Regions from separate parts of the Mus musculus genome. Here region 1 is linked to region 2. A link is a contact called in ENCODE Hi-C or POLR2A ChIA-PET data. All regions are on one chromosome and are shown on one strand. The core of a region is the stretch at or near the end of the contact, and the rest is flanking DNA. Distances in the headings are between cores, read along the strand shown. Region 1 holds the start of Aamp (angio-associated migratory protein). Region 2 holds the start of Arpc2 (actin related protein 2/3 complex, subunit 2).

Region 1 (5,289 bases), core at 987-3,486, 48 kb after region 2:
AGGGTGGAATCGTGACTGAAACCAGCGCATGTCACAGAGTCTTTGTGGCCTGCAGCAAAGAGAAGTAGGCAGGTTTTAAACTCAAGTTTGCCTAAGAGATGTACCAAGTTTGAGGCCAGCCTTGCCAACATCCAAGGCCAACCCAACTATATAACCTTTAAAAAGGTGGCAAAAAAGAACATTAAAAAATACCTAAATGTTGGGGACAAGTGACCCATGCATCTAGTCACTGTTTAAAGGCAACTGAGCAGAAAAGAAAGTAGGAGGACCTCAGCAAAGAAGGGGGCCAAACTTGCTGCAGCTCCAGGGACTAGCACTCCCGTTTCCCAAGAACAGATACTACTGGCCCCACTGTTAAGCAACCAGAGCCTATCTTCTCTGTGCCTCTGTCTACTCCTACCCCAGCACCATGCTCATCTCAGCCAGCCTCTCTTGGCCTATTAGCATGTCCTGTCCAAATGCCTGCCAAACAGTTCTTCCATTGTGGGTCCCTGAATCCGGCACAAGACAGAGGCTGGTAAACGGCAGCTGGGTATTCTCAGGGGCCCCCTGCCAGGACATCCAAAGGAACACAACCTCCCCAGCCTCTCACCTGCACACTCAAAGAGCAGCTCTCCATCACCGAGCCTCCACACGAAGGCCTTGTCGTCTTCGCCCCCTGTCACTGCCAAGGTGTTGGTTTTGGGGTCCAGGCTCACACAGAACACAGACGCTGTCCCAAGACATAGTCCATGAGAATGGGGATGGAACCGGGTTCTCACCTAGAGCTCTGTCTTTCAGAACCTTCAGGAAGCACACTCCCTTTTTCCCCAAAGCCATAGCTGCTCTTTCCTGGGACAGCTGCATCCAGTTCTTGTCTGGAGCCTCAGGTTGTTAGAGAAACCCTTCCAGAGCCCACAGAGCTGTGACCTCCTCTGGAGCATAGCCCCCTGCTGTGCTGTTCCCCTTACCACGTTCTCTGAGGTGCACAGCTGACAGGACAGGCCATACCAGGCTAGGTATGAATTAAGTTATGAGAGTTTCATGAGGCTGGCATCCGAGATTATTATTAATGCCCCTTCTGGAATGTAAACTACCTTTAATTTCCACTTAGGTTACTTCCATTCACTTTCATACAAGATTTTATATATATATATATATATATATATATTTTAAAGAATACCAAGATCCAGAAAGCTAACAAAGCTGACAGACTGCTAAACAGCAGAGGTAGGATTTGAACCCAGGGGTCACACTTAACCCCAGTGCCCTATGGCCCTTCCTTTGAATATCCTGCAGGCCAAAGTAGGTGGCTTTCACTTTGGTCTCTTATAATAGCTGCCTAGGACCAACAGGCCATACTCAAAAGCCCATCTGCACTGATCTGAGATGTTCAAAGGCCTACCTGAGTGCAATGCAAAGGTGACCTCACTATCATCCGGGCCCTCCATGCTACCGACCACCCCTTCCTGGGGTTCCAAGACCCAGCCCTCGTCATTGCCCTCTTCTTCTTCTTCCTCTTCCTCAAAGTCCACGTCTTCCATCTCCTGGGCCAGATCATCTGCTTTGAGAGAAGCGTTAAAAGATGGAGCTCCAAAGATAATACAAGGAATGGGGTAAGGGTTAAAGAATGAAAAAGGTGAAGCTAGGGTGGGTCGTGTGGCCAAAGGTTAAGATGTTGTCTCACACGTACCGAGCAGGAAGAGAGCACTTGGGGGGCGGGGAGGGGGAGAGAGGCTAGGTCTGAAGATCTGGTGTTGGCCAGCGACCGTGTGGGAAGAGAGGACAGAGGGCATGATGGGAAGGGGGTGTGTGAGGGGAAGGGCTAGGGGAGGCGTCAGGGAACCCCCACCCAGCCAGGCCTAGAAACTAAAGGTGGGGGGTAGGGGAGGAGGTCTGGGAGAGAAATGTCGGTAGGAACGACCGGTAGGGAAGGGGGGAGGGGGGACTGGGGAGAAGCAGGGGTCAGAGGCCAGGGGTGAGCGCCTCTTGTCCCGTGGCCTCAGGAGCGTCAGTTCTCACCCGGGTCCGGCGGGCCTGGATCCAGCTCTACCACCTCAATGATCTCTTCATCTCCGTGAAAGCTCAGAGTCTCCAGAGGCGGGGTGTCAGCGGCCGCTCCGCTCTCCGATTCGGACTCCATGCGGCGAAAGCTACCGATCCACTTCTCTGGGCCCAAACGCCTCCCAGAGTCAGCTCTGCGCGACGACGCGGAACTCGAGCCCCTCCTCCCGGGAGGAAGTAGGCGTAGGTGACTCCCGGCCGAAAGAGCGACGGCATCCGGGCCAATGGCGACAGTGGTGGACTAACAGAGCCGCCAATCATAAGGCAGAACTAGGATGACCAGGCCGGGGCGTGGCGGGAGAGCCCAAGCTCCACCTTACATGACTCCGCCCCCAGCTGAAGGGAAACAAGCGAGCGTGCGCGCCTCCAGGGTCTCCTGGGAGGAGTAGTTCTCCGGGGCCCGCTACGCGGACTTCTGGGAAATGTAGTTTTTGCTCTGTAGGCAGGACGGAAGGCGCGGGGGAGGCCCCTTACGCAAACTACAATTCCCGACGGGGAGCGCAGTGAAGGGGGGTGGGACCCGAACATGGCGGCGGTGGTAGCTGCTACGGCGCTGAAGGGCCGGGGGGCGAGAAATGCCCGCGTCCTCCGGGGTAAGGAGAGGGACCCTCGGGAGGGCAGGGTTTTAAAAGATTCCGTTTCCTTTATATCCCACCCAGCGCGACAGCAGGAAGTCAGCATGCCAATTGCTGCCCACACCTCTCTGCAAGATCTTAGAGAGTCTGGGGGTGAAAAGATGCTCTAGAGGTCACCCAGTCCAACTCCTGCGTTTAGGTTGCGCGGCGTGTCTAGGGTCTTATTGCTAGAGAGGGTACCAAAGAAACCTTTAGACTCCCGCGCCCCAGGGGTTTCACACTCACCGCAGTGCAGAGGAAAGAGCCCTGGGCATCTGGAGGCTTGAGTTCTAGCACTGAGTAATTAGCGGTTTGACCTTGTGCGAAGCAGCTCGTCTTCGGGCTTCAGCTTCCTCTTCGACGGGATGGAGTTAGTTATCCTTAAGGATAGCTTAAGGTCCTGCAGTTTTAAAACAGTTCCCCGGATTTCCTTCATACGTATGTCTCCGGTGAGTTCCTCTGCAGTCCTTCCCAGCCTGACTTCTGAATAGAACAGCAGCGAAGCTCACTGCCTTGGCACCAGGGTGAGGAGCCCGCAGTGACGTTTAAGTAGCCTTCCAAAGGTGTCACCCGATGGCGATTTTCCCATTTCTCTTTAGATTCTTCACTGCACTTGTTACTCCAGACTGCAGTCACTCCCCTTCCTCATCTCCCATACTGACATGCCATACTTTCATTCACAGGGATCCTCTCTGGAGCCACAGCTAACAAGGCTTCCCAGAACAGGACCAGAGCACTGCAGAGCCACAGCTCACCAGAATGCAAGGAGGAGCCCGAGCCCCTCTCCCCTGAGCTAGAATACATTCCCAGAAAGAGGGGCAAGAACCCCATGAAAGCCGTGGGGCTAGCCTGGTGAGTTTAACTGCTCCCTTTGCCTACCAGTGGGGAGTGCATTGAAAGGTGTGGGGACCTAGAAACTTCTCTGAAATGCGGGTGGAGAGCTGAATCCAAGGGAAGGAAATTGCTGGAGTCAAGGGATGGACTCTCAGAAGGGGGGGGGGGGCTAGGGTGGAAAAATATGTAAAATTGGGGGATAGTGGCTTTTCTGTGGAGCAAATTGAGCTGATCTGATTTGAATTTGAGTCACTGGATTCATCCTTCCCTTTGGGAGCAGGGGTCACATTCCAATCCCAGTAATTAAGTGTCAGATTGCGTTGTGTAGAAGCTAGACGTGTTTCTGTGAATTCTGTGGATCTGATTCTGGCCTTAATACATATTACTGATTATCACTCACTAAAGTAAAAGGAAGGGAAATTAACATTTTTTTCCATCCAATGTCTGAGGTATGACAATACTTTGCCATATAACGTTTGAAGCTTTCTGAGGTAAACCTTGCATTTCCATCCCTCCAAGGAGGGAACAGAGGCTCCCAGCTGTGATTGTCACCAGCTCTTGTGGCTTCCTGTTCTTTGGCCCTTACCAATGCCCTCTTTCAGTTGTAGCTGCTAAGACTGAGAGTTGGTCGATGTACCTTAGTGGTTGTGCACAAGCTTAACACCATAAAGAAAAATAAAGAGGTCTGGCACGGGACATGAGACAGTGTATGCAGGGAGGTCCTTTGCTAACTCAGAGCAAGCCTGGGCTACTTAGGCTATCACACAGAAGCATTCAACACAAGTGAAGAGACTCATGAATATCAGCCGTCAGAGGAGAAATGAAGAGGTAGGTAGGACCACACTGGGCTTTGAGTACTATGCCTAGGAGTTTGGAGTTGGCTAGGATGTAATAGAGCACTATTACGGTTGTCTAAAGCAGGCAGCAGCAGGAGGCTCTGGTTTGTGGGGTCCCTCCAGCACTCAGCACAAAGGACAGGTAGACGTAAGATGTCTCACCACAGCATTTGTACAAGTGACAAAGCTGGCCTGATTCTTCTAGCTCCTCTGGCTCAGTGCCAGTCCCTGCCCAAACCCGGTACACATCTCCCCATCCCTAGGGCCATCGGCTTCCCCTGTGGTATCCTCTTCTTCGTCCTCACCAAGCAGGAAGTGGACAAGGACCGATTGAAGCAGATGAAAGCTCGTCAGAACATGCGGGTGTCCAACACGGGCGAGTATGAGAGCCAGAGGTTCAGGGCTTCACCCCAACAAGCCCAGTTCCCTGAGGTTGGGTCTGGGGCCCAGACCTGAGTGAGGATCACTGCAACCTTGTGCTAGACTATTGACTGCCGTCTTGTGTGGCCATGGCTCCTGAGGCCCACCAGAGGGCGCAGGATGCCCAAGCTGCTGCCAGCACCCAACTCTTCCACACCGTGGAAGGAGCCAAATGCAAATAAAGTTATTAAGTACTGACACGGAAAGGAGGCCAGGTTGAATTTGTAAGTTCCCAGGAGGGGCGGGTCAGAGTGGAAATAGCTGCTCATTCCCTGTTCCCTCACTGACCCATCTGTGTTCCCAGATGGCTGACGGAGCCACGGCAAGCCTAGGAGCAGGCTCTGGAGACCCAAGTCTTAGAGCCACTAGTTAGGAGGGTAGCTACCCATTGCAGCTGAAACTGGTTAAAATTAGTCAGGCGTACTGGTTAAAATTAGTCAGGCGTGGACATCTTTAATCTCAGCACTCAGGAAGCAGAGGCAGGTGGATCTCTGAGTTTGAGGCCAGGGTTCCAAGACAGCCAGAGCAAAATAATAAAGAGA
Region 2 (5,941 bases), core at 1,996-4,495:
TAGATAAAGCAAGTCCCCTGCCACAGTTGAATACCTCAACCAATAAGAGCAGGAGAAGTTTATAACAAAGACTTGTTTCTAAGGAAATCCCTTATCCCTAAATCCTGATTGGTGGAATAACTTGACAAAGATGTTTGTGGATTTTAGGCTTAAAAATCCTGTAGGAGGGCTAGTGAGATGGCTCAGTGGTTAAGTGCACTGACTGCTCTTCCGGAGGTCATATGTTCAAATCCCAGCAACCACATGGTGGCTCACAACCATCTGTTATGGGATCCAATACACTCTTCTAGTGTATGTCTGAAGACAGCTGCAGTGTACTCATATAAATAAAAATCAAAATGATAATGACAAATCTTTTCACACTCCAATATCCAGTACAAATACATACTAAGGATCAGAATAGTCTAAACTTGCTGCATAGTCAAAGTGAACCTAAAACTTCTGTTGTCATCCTTCTACCTCCTGAGTGCTGAGATTATAGTTACTGCTACCAGGCTCAGTGCTGGGGATGAATCCAGGATGTTGTGAATGTTAAGAAAGTATGCTACCAACAGAGTTATAGCCCTTCCTTTATATACACATTTAAAACTGTATGCATATTGTTTTAGTTAAAAAACATTAATGTTCAAATGTTTGAATGTTGTGGTAGAAAATGTCTGTAATATCGTAAAGTTTATCCGCTGCCCACAGGAAATCGGATTTCGGGGCTAGAGAAGGCTCTGAAGACTGAGGCTCAGTTAAGGGCATGTGTTGCCCTTGCAGAAGACCAGAGCACCCATATGGTGGCTCACAGTCATCTGTAACTTCAGTTCCAGTGTTTCCAATAGGCGCACATGTGGATGTGGTGTGCATACATGCACACAGGCCTGTGAATCACACTTATTCACACAATGGCACATGATCACACTTTTCATATCCTTCCTGTTACTTTGAAAGACATATCTGAAAACATGTCAAATACACACACACACACACACACACACACATACATATATTCAAATTGTATAATTAAAATATTTGTTTGTTTGTTGTTACTGATTTGGGGGCAGGTTTCTCACACAGCAGCCCAAGCTGTCCTGAGCTTACTTCTTAGCCCAGGGTAGACTCAAACTCACCATGATCCTCCTGGTCAGCTTCTGAAGACTGAGGCATAGGCACCATGTCCTGCTTTAAAGACTTTTATTCCTTCTAAACAATTGTGCTGTGGAATGGGATGTTTGGGGTAAGGTGATACAGGCAATGTTTGTAGGTGTTCTGACCAAATCGGGTCCATATTTGCTCATTTCGCAGTATATCAGTCATTGAATGGCCTTATTTGCTAAAATCTGTTCCTTGGGCAACCCAGTGTGGAGTCCAGAAGAGGGATCTCAGGGATATTTATGGAATAAGGAAGGAAGTAGTCTAAGGATTGGGCTAAGGTGACTCAAGCAAGAAAAAGCAAGTAAGAACCGGTAGGCTGTGCTTTCCAAAGCAAACTTTACTTCTCTTCAGATTGTGCATGCTCAGAAAAGGGCAGCACAAATACCTTCTAAGGGTGGAGTCTTGTCCCTCTGTAGGTGACAGGTCAGCTGTCAGAAACCTGCCTAAACCTGAGGGGCCTATGGCCTCAGTGTGAGAAAGACGATGCTGTTGTCAACTTCTTGAAAAAAAAATAATAACTCAGGCAAAGATTAGACACGTCGTAGGTGTCATCTTTAGCAAAGCTAGTGGGACTCTATTGCTTAGCATACACATTTGTGCTTTGGGGTTTGAGAGATGGCTCAGCAGGTAAAGTACTTGCTAGGCAAGGCTGATGACCTGACTTTCATCCCAGGATTCCACAGTGGAAGAAGATAACCAATGTCCAAAAGCTGTCCTCCAGCCTCCACTCAACAACCACGATGCACATGTACTCTCCCTATAATAATAAATCTTAGAATTCCATATTTGTTCATTTGCTTTGAGACAAGAGACAAGGTCTCACCATGCAGTTCTGGCTTGCTTGGAACTTGCTGTGTAGAACAGACTGGCCTGGAACACACAGAAATCTGCCTGTCTCCACCTCCCGAGTGCTAGGATTAAAAGTATGCCTCACCACAAGCAGCAAAAAAGATTTTTTTAGAGACAACTGAAATGAAGTAAGAAAGGCATATTGGTGTGAACTGAGAATCCCAGAACTTGGAGACACCAATACATGTTCAAGGCTAGCCAGAGCTACAGAGCAAGTCCCTCTTTCAAAAATCTGGACAAACAGGGCCAGGGCGTGGCTCAGCAAGTTGTGCCTGTTGTTAAGCCCGATGACCTGAGTTCAATTCTCAGGATCCATGTGTTGGAGAGAGAAGGGAACTGACTACCAAAAGGTGTCCTCTGATCAATATCAAACAAAATTTTTTTTTTTATTGCATGGAGAAGAGGCTTAATTAAAATTGTTCCTGGAAGAGAAAAAAGTGGAAACATGGTACCCAAGCTGAAAGGACAGGTGGCGGTGGCGGCACTTAAGCAAAGAAATAAAGGTATGACAGGAATCCCTAAGGCCCATCTGGATTCCTTTCCTTTATTGCCCAATAACAACGTGGAATTTATTGCGTTTTTGTTGTTGTTGGTTTTTTGTTTTTGTTTTTTTTTTTTTTTTGGTTTTGGTTTTTCGAGACAGGGTTTCTCTGTATAGCCCTGGCTGTCCTGGAACTCACTTTGTAGACCAGGCTTGCCTCTGCCTCCTGAGTGCTGGGATTAAAGGCGTGCGCCACCACGCCGGGCTTTTATTGCGTTTCTTTTAGCAGACCATAAGCTTTAGAAGGTCAAGTCCTCATCTATTGCATTAATCACTGTATCCCTGGGAAGGAGAGATGGCCACTAAACAGTCGCTGGCGAAGAATAGGCACAACGGTGCTGCAGGGTAGCCCTAAGCACGGAATGAGCAAAAAGCACCCACAAGTTGGAAGCAAGGGATCCCCCCCACCCCAAACAAGCTTCTTAAGGGGGCTTCTGAAATAATATCGGAAGGGTGGAATCAGGCTTCTGGAATATTCGCGAAAGGGGCAGGTGGATTGTACGGACAACGGGGAATGACAGGTGAGCGTAGGACTCTCCTGGTCAGGAGGAGCGGGGCGGCGTGTGGCGCATGCGCACGCATGCCCTCTGCCTGCCTCCTCACCGGGACGCGCTTGCGGGCGAGTGCACGCGCGAGGTCGAAGCGGAAATGGCGCCGCGGGGCCGCGCGTGCGGGCGGCGAGCGGAAGTGGGTGTGAGAGCGGAAGTGGCCGGCTGGAGCCGGGGGCTGGGCGGGGACCGGGATCGTCAAGTAAGGCGGCGGCGGAGGCGGCGGCGGCTCGGCAGGCGGGTTGAAGCTTCGGGGGCCAGGTCGGTCGGGTGGTGGCTGCCTGCTACAGGCAGCGCGTGCCGGGCCAGCGCGTGTGTCCGCCTCTCCCCACCCCGCTCCCCGTCCCCTTCTCCCCTCACCTACCGCACCCAGCCCCCCTCGTCAGGGGCAGCGGGGCCGCTCCCTCCGTCCTACCCTCGATTGCCCACCCTCACCGCCCTTGTTTCTCCTTCCCCTGCCCGGGGCAGCCGCCGCCATGATCCTGCTGGAGGTGAACAACCGCATCATCGAGGAGACGCTCGCGCTCAAGTTCGAGAACGCGGCCGCCGGGTAAGCGCACGCCGGGAGGAGGCCGAGTTGACCCCAGCTAAATCCCGGGTGGCGTCCAGCTCCCCAGCCCTAGAGGGGGACAAATCGGGAACCTGGCGCGGCTTCAGGGTTTCCCTGGCAGGATGGACGTGGGAAGCCACGGGGCGCGGTGAGCCGAGGGCCTGAGATGCGTGGGGAGAGGCTGAGATAGGGATGCGGAAGCAGCGAGAGGACAGGGGCAAGGCGTGCCAGAGAACAGGAGACCTGTAGGACGTGAGGGCAGCCGAGGCCAGAAGTCACGCCCGAGAGCCTACGGTCCTCAGGGGGGAAGAGAGGGGTGCACTTCCCTCTGTCTTTTCCGTCATTGTACCGAACCCAGAGAGACCCTTTTGGGGAAGCTGGATTGAATGGAGTTTTCAGGAATTCCCAGGGCGAGGTGGGAAGAACGTGTAGGCCCAGATCGCCACCAGCATTCTGCTTCCCCACCCCCATCTCTCGAGACCCCAGGAAAAGCAGGAGGCAAGACTGAAAGCAGACCCAGGCTGCTAGGGGGGTAAAAAAAATCTCTAACCTACTGTGAAACTAGCCATTTTGTTATATATCCTTTAGGCAAAGCCAACGGTTCTCCATCCACACTCTCTTTAGCTCTCGAGACAAGCTTGCTCTATTTACTTATTGGTTGTGTGTCTTAAATTCTTATCAAAGACCCCGGTCTTTGATTTCTTCTGTAGTAATGCCGACTGGGTTAATAGCTGCTTCTGCTCCCAGAATCTATAAAGTTCTTAAGATAACCATTTATAACATCAGCATCTTAATATATGGGACGTATTTCCAGCCCTCTCTGTCATACACAAAAAAGCAAACTCCTCCCTTAAAGCCGCGTTGCCTCTCTAATATATTTAAAACCTGAGCAGAGGAATTGGGTTTTAGGTTCTAATTTATGGTGGCCTGTGGCCATTCCTTTGCCTCATTTCCTCATTGGTAAAGGTGGGGCTTCACATTTTGGTTTCACAGTTAGGAAATAAGTGCAGGCTGTTTTCTGTGAACTAGGAACTAGAAATAGGAAAGTGCTTGCCGATCCACAGAGGGAAGAGGACTGGGAGAGGGGGAATTCATTCATTCTCCCCCTTTAATTCTAAGCATTTGTAATGAACTTGTGGTTCACAGACATCGAAAGCATGAACCCACTACTTACTCGGAATACATTGTCTGCTCCGTCTCTTTTGTAAGGTTACAGATTTTACCTGCAAAACAAAATGGGACATTCCTTGAATTGGTGCATTCAGTGTCATGCTGTTTCCTGCCCTGGACTGCAGTTGAGCATTTGTGCACCTCACTTGTTTCTTGTCTGCAGCTTCTTTGCATTTTGAGTTTTGGAGTTAGTCAACACAGGGCACTTACTGTGGGTGAGGGGGGTGCGTGCTTTTTTTTTTTTTTAATTAGTGTAGCACAAAGGAGGAAGTTAAAATAACTTCTGCATTTTCACTGCTGATCTTAATACATACATTCTCAAGTCTTGACTAGCAAAGAATGAGTCCTGGGTGGTTACAAGCTGATCTACAAGATAAATGGCTGTGTGTGTTCAAGTGGAGGCATGCCTTTAAATGGAGGAGGACTTTCACACTTACTTATTAATAACTTGATTCTAAGATGTGACCCATTATTCAGAACTTTCTGTAGCCCTTTTTCTTTTAGAAAACTCTCCTTAAAGTTCTGTGGTTGGTGGTCTATGCCTGTAGTCCAAGCACATTCAACTGTAACTCCAGCTTTCAGGAGCTCATAGGAGACAGGAGGAACAAAAGTTCTAGGCCCTAGTGAGACTTTGTATCAAAGAAAAAAGAAAAAGGCAGGCCAGACTGGGTGTGATGTGCTTGTAATCCCAGTGCTTGGGAAGTGGAAGCAGGAGGACCAGGAGAGCAAGGCCAGCCTGGTCTACCCTGTTGCAAGTAAAAAGCTTACTCTTTCAGAAAGATTAAAATAGGGTTTTAAATTTGGAGGGCATAAGTTAGAATTTCTTTGGGGGGAGGTGGTAAGGGTGCTCACTGCAGCCAGGTAAAATGTCTGAGGAGGTAGGAGGTTTTGTCTTATTCTAGCTCATCCTTAGAATGTATGACTTAACAAATGCACTCAAAACATTGTGTTAAAAATACTTTGATGTCTTTGAGAAGAGACTATGGAGGGCGGGGATTTTCTGAAATTGGCTGTTTCTGTGGGGTGTAATGGCACCCTCCTATAATCCTAGCACTAGGGAAACAGGCAGAAGGGTCAACACAGGTTCTAGTCCAGCCAGGGATATTTAGTGAGACTTTATTTCAAAAGAAAAGAAATTAAAAG

Evidence for each region. A loop is a pair of places that touch in the nucleus more often than their neighbours do. ChIA-PET counts read pairs that join two places held with the same protein, here RNA polymerase II (POLR2A).
Region 1: a loop to region 2 is called in a map of heart, with 7 times the contacts of the local background. The contact joins the promoter of Aamp here to the promoter of Arpc2 in region 2. A Hi-C loop is called at or near these places in 15 of 37 maps with a recorded cell type or tissue (adrenal gland, gastrocnemius, heart and 3 more). POLR2A ChIA-PET finds 5 or more read pairs at or near these places in 4 of 5 experiments (Patski and embryonic stem cell).

What each region holds. Positions count from the first base shown.
Region 1 is chr1:74,282,502-74,287,790 of GRCm38, forward strand. Aamp (angio-associated migratory protein) reads right to left here and starts at 2,237. Exons shown (of 11, transcript NM_146110.3): 1 at 2,002-2,237; 2 at 1,385-1,540; 3 at 593-712; 4 at 1-49. The coding sequence starts at 2,122. Pnkd (paroxysmal nonkinesiogenic dyskinesia) reads left to right here and starts at 2,533. Exons shown (of 10, transcript NM_001039509.1): 1 at 2,533-2,636; 2 at 3,341-3,509. The coding sequence starts at 2,570. Gm28364 (predicted gene 28364) reads left to right here. Exons shown (of 2, transcript NR_168296.1): 2 at 1-213.
Region 2 is chr1:74,233,272-74,239,212 of GRCm38, forward strand. Arpc2 (actin related protein 2/3 complex, subunit 2) reads left to right here and starts at 3,246. Exons shown (of 10, transcript NM_029711.2): 1 at 3,246-3,628. The coding sequence starts at 3,555.